Regions from separate parts of the Homo sapiens genome. Here region 2 is linked to region 1. The links are chromatin loops, found by intact Hi-C in ENCODE. Cell type or tissue: adrenal gland. All regions are shown on one strand. Region 1 overlaps LDLRAD4 (low density lipoprotein receptor class A domain containing 4). Region 2 overlaps FAM210A (family with sequence similarity 210 member A).

Region 1 (2,500 bases):
GCGGAGGTTGCAGTGAGCCGAGATCTTGCCACTGCACTCCAGCCTGGGCGACAGAGTGAGACTCCGTATCAAAAAAACAGAAGAAAAAAAAAAAACAAAAAATAGATAAACAAACAAACAAACAAACAAAAAACGTGGAGCGAGAAAGAGCCCGTCCCTTTTCAGACCTCTTGTCTACATGGAGGGCTGTGAACAAAAGGAAACATGGAAAAGTTGAACTCCTGGCCAGATTAGATTTGAAGTGGAATATGGCTCACTCTCTACACCTGTGTGCTTGAAATACATTCAAGATGACTGTCCAACCGCATTCAGTGGCCGCCCGATGAGGGCAGGCTGGGTTGAGGAAGCCCTGGCAGAGGTGGCCCGGGGCCCGCCCGTGCCCTGCCCGGCCTCCAGCAGAGGCGCAAGTCCGCGCTCGCAGGTGGACGGCCCTTTCCGAGCCTGGGCTCAGGATCCTCCAGCGAGTGTCTTCTCCAGTCCACCTATTCACAGGGCAGATGCAACTTCACATCTGGTGAGTTAGCATCCTTTTTCAAAAACGTTTGGCCAGATTGACAAGGTGACAGGCCAGCCACAGGCCTCAGTAAAGGTTCTTTCCAAGGCCCCACGCGTGCTGGGAAAAAAAGTACGCGTGGTACCCTTTTCAGCCCAGAGTGTGGCTGTCAGCAGGGTCCGCGGGGCTGTCGGCCGTCACGGGAGAGCGCGAACTCAGCGTGTAGGGGCCCGCGTTTGGGGAATTCTCGGAAACGGGCGGGCTGGGCCATCACTGAGCCTCCGACGGCCCCGGCGCCAGCAGCGAGGGACGGCGCGGAAGAAACACCGAGCCCCGCGTTTGTCCAACACGGCCCTTTCCTAAGATACTCGGGGACATCCTGGAATCAGTGGCAAACGTATACGGCGGTCCAGCTGCTCGGAGACGAAGGGTGGGCTCAGGGACCGCCTGTGACGGGAGGGAAGGGCCCGGCCTGGCAGGCACAGACGAGGGCGGGGGTCCGGCGCCAGCGGGGCGGAAGCGGGAAGGGGGCGGAGGCCCTCCCACCGCCCAGGGCCCAGGCTGGGCCCGCAGGGGCGCTCCTCGCTCCGGGAGCCCAGTCAGCCGTAGCCAGGAACGCCGCCAGGTCCATCTGCGGGGCACTCAGAGGGGCTGAGCGGTTCCTGAAAACGTAGTGACTGTCCCCAGTGGCCTTATTTCCCGAAAAACCAGCAAACCCGGCCAAGTGCCCACAGGAGCCGCCGTCCAGTCCGGCTGCGCCCCCGAGGCCCGGCCCTCGGCTGACCCAGCGCCCCGCTCCCCTTGCCGCACCCCACGCCGACTGGCGGCCCCGCCAGCCCGGACAGGAAACCGCCAGAGGCGCGCCTGCTGCTCCTCTGGGCCGCCGCCTCTCTCCCTCACCCCAGTCCTCGGGCCCCGCATTTCCCTCGCCCGCCACAGGCCCCGGCCTCCCTCCTGTTCTGCAGCACTGAGTGTCTGGGCAGAGGCCGCTGCCCTAGGCGGCACCTGCTGTGGCTTGCCTGAATGCAAGGACTATCTTAACCTATCTAATCAATCGATGGATCCATCTATCTCTGTCTAATCTGTTTCTCTCTATTCATTCATCCATCTAATCTATCCATCTATCCTTCTAATCTATCTCTATCCATTTGTCTCTGCCTATCCAACTTATCCATTCATCAAGCAATCTAGGCTATCTATCTAAATATCTGTATCTCTCTCTCTCTCTATTTACCTATCCATCCATCTAATCCATCTATTGAGATGGGGATCTCGCTATGCTGCCCAAGCTGATCTTGAACTCCTGGGCTCAAGTGATCCTGCCTCAGCCTGCTAAAGTGCTGAAATCACCATGCCCAGCTAAAGGACTCTCCTCCTCTCTGGGAAATTCACAGCACCCACAACTAAGAATTGTTGCTGTTGACATCTCATCAGACTTGTCTCATCTTTTCCTCTATATGTGTACTTTAAAAAACTACACACGTAATACATGTATACATTCTCCCTTGTACCACACACAACCAAAGCCATTTTAGAGTCCCAAATCCACCCGTATGCTGGTGCTGCACCTCTGCACTGTGTGTTTTTAATAATGCATTTCCCAGACCTACATGCGTGACACACATTGTTTAATTTGTTAAATAAGTAACTAAATTCTTTCTTAAGGCCTGTGAACCCAGGTGCCCCTCTTCTCCGTTCCCTCTCTCATTGGCCTTATCCGGCCTGTCGGCAGGTCTTCTAACGCATCCCACAGAGAGTTCCTGAGGCCAGGAAAGGGGTGCAGAGGGTAACGCAGGGCATGCCTGCAGCCCTGGGGTCTCCTCCCCGCCACACCACCTTCCTCAGCCTTGCTGCCCGGGCCAAGCCAGCCCTGGACCTTTCCCAGGCCAGCCCACCAGTGTAGGTCCCATCTGCTCCTGTTGCTCAAAACAAGGGCACAATTGTTACCTATTCATTTTGCTTGCTGGGGTGGAAAAAGGTGTTCTGCCCTGAGGTTCTCAAAGCCTG
Region 2 (2,500 bases), 73 kb before region 1:
AGGTCCCCAAACCATGGAATGTAAGTTCTCAAAATCCTTAGACTCCCCTAAGTCACATGCCCATCCCTGGACCAATAACAGTCAGCCAGCCACACAATGCTATGAGCCCTGTCCTTTTGATCGGGATCCATCATTGGAGCTGGGGGCTCTGGTAGACAGCTACCTGAGCAGAACAGGGCCTCTGAAGAGGGAAGAGGGGAGAGGATGCTTAGTAGGCAGCCAACACTTTCCATTACCTTATCTAACCAGTAATTTAGTTAACACTGTTTTATCTATTGTTCTTTTTTGTAACTAGACAATCTTAAAGTGGAAGTCTTTCTGTATACTATGAAGCCATGTTGTCTAATACAGTAGCCATCAGCCACTTGTTACTATTGTATTGTAACTTAAAGTAATTAAAATTAAAATAGAAAAATTAGTACTTAAGTCACACTAGTTACACTTCGGGTGTTGAGTAGGCAGCTGTGTGTAGTGGCTACCTTATTGAACAGCACAGATATAGAACATTTTCATCATTTCAGAAAAATCTGTTGAACAGAGCTGCTCTAAATTGTTTCAGGTAAAGTTTTTGTGTAAGCATTGAGCCACAGTAGAAACAAGGATAGCACCTACTTTACTAGGTTTTCATCTTATGTTGGGGATTATAGGATCTGAAATTTAGCCGAAATGGGAAATAGGAATTCATTCATGTTGAGGTGATTGAATATAATGTTTGATACTACTTAGGACTTAAAAATATCAGAGCTGTTTTTAAAAATATACTTTTTTCCATTAAGAAAGTACAAATTATTTTTTGTTGTGTAATAACTCTGTGCAAGTTTGGTGATATCTTGAAGTTCAGAATATGGAAAATGTTGTAATGTGAACAACTTTATGTGGTGGTAACATACCCATGATAATGAATCTCACAGTATAATGAAAGTGACTGCCCAGTTTGTCATTCTAGTAGAGTATGCTAAACTTTTCAGGGAATGTAGACGAATATGTATTAGTGCAATCACAGATGTGCTTGATATAATCCTGTCTCCACTATTCTGAGGCCGTATCTGTCAAACCAGAATTAGGGCTAAAGAATTATTATATTAAGTATCTTAAAAATAGTTATGTCCCCCTGTAGTCTCAGCTAGTGGGAAGGTGGGAGGATCACTTGAGCCCAGGAGTTCTGGGCTGTAGTGTGCAGTGCTGATCAGGCGTCTGCACTAAGTTCGGTATCAATATGGTGACCTCCCTGGAGCAGAGGACCACCAGAGTGCCTAAAGAGAGGTGAACTAGCCCAGTCTAGAAACTGAGCAGGTCAAAACTTTCATCTGATCAGTAGTGGGATCACACGTGTGAATAGCCACTGTACTCCCAGCTTGGGCAAAATAGCAAGACCCTGTCTCTGAAAAAATAAATAAATATTTATGTATAAGATTATATATATATGTACATTATATAACTAGGTTATTGGACATGTGCATATATATATATATCCAGTAACCAATATATCTTCACTAACCTAGTAATACTACTCCTAGGAATTTCTTGAAGAACTTAAAATATGGACAAAAATGTTATACATGAGGACGCTATTCATAGTGCATTAAAACTGGGGACAATCTAAGCTTCTAAGAGTAAGAGAATAACCAAATCAATTATGGGGTGTTAAATCCCCCAAGATAATGAATTATTTCTTATCCAGCTGTTCAGACTCATATTTTTGTAGCTCTTTAATGGTGTATGCATAAGGTGATGGTAAAGAATGCAAAATTACATGTAATACAGAAAGCAGTAATCCAGGATCTAAATTAAGTTCCTGTAGTTCTCAACTGGCTCCTGTGTACAAAATCCAAGGTCAAAGAAGACTGAATAGCCAGATAATTGTTTTGAGCAGATTTCTCTATAAAGTAAAATACAGTTTCAGAAGCAACTGAGTTCACTTTATGCATCTTGCTGTATATTAACCTGCTTTTATCATATCACTTTCTTGCTCAAAACTTCAGTTACTCCTTAGGAATTAAAAAATCCTCTAGAATTCCAGCCTCATTTCTCATTACCCTGAAAAGGCCCATCTTTACATATTGACACTCTGTGCCTTTCCAAGTACCATTTCCACTTTAACCTAGAATGACTTTCCATCTTCTTTTCCAATGCTCTGAAGTTTTTCTTTCGAAGGTATCCTGCAGCCTTCAACTGACCACTGTAGTTCAGTTAGCCTTTTCTTTATTCCCCTAATACATAGTATGTTTATAAACTTGTAACTCATGTCTGACATGTCTCCTATCTTGGAATATTTAATTACCCGTTTATAACTAGATTGTAAACTACTTAAAGACAGTGAAAACACATATTATACTAATTTGTTCTAGGTGCCAAAAGGGTTACAGTTCTGTGTAATGTCCACCCTTTGGTAGGGGGTCAGTGAAAAGCTCCACTGTTAAGTTCTTTTGTAACTGTTTTACGTTAGTAGATTTTAGGTACTCTGAAGATATAGAAGAAAATCCCCTGGTTCGTACCCCTG

What was found. A loop is a pair of places that touch in the nucleus more often than their neighbours do. Peaks named below come from ENCODE experiments on the same cell type or tissue, not always from the same donor. Only the 100,000 strongest peaks of a DNase experiment are listed, where the experiment ranks them.
Region 2: it touches region 1 in a loop (3-fold over the local background); 22 of 110 quality-filtered maps call a loop at or near these places.

Annotation. Positions count from the first base shown.
Region 1 is chr18:13,640,524-13,643,023 of GRCh38, reverse strand. All of the region lies in intron 5 of LDLRAD4 (low density lipoprotein receptor class A domain containing 4), which reads right to left. Among named protein-coding and RNA genes, the nearest start is that of MIR4526, 31 kb to the right of the region's middle. In adrenal gland, no CTCF peak of the experiment used is centred here; DNase peaks (open chromatin) are centred at 446 and 1,243; H3K4me3 peaks cover 782 bases; H3K27ac peaks cover 2,008 bases.
Region 2 is chr18:13,713,979-13,716,478 of GRCh38, reverse strand. All of the region lies in intron 1 of FAM210A (family with sequence similarity 210 member A), which reads left to right. It also overlaps the pseudogene RN7SL362P. Among named protein-coding and RNA genes, the nearest start is that of FAM210A, 11 kb to the left of the region's middle. In adrenal gland, no CTCF peak of the experiment used is centred here; no DNase peak of the experiment used is centred here.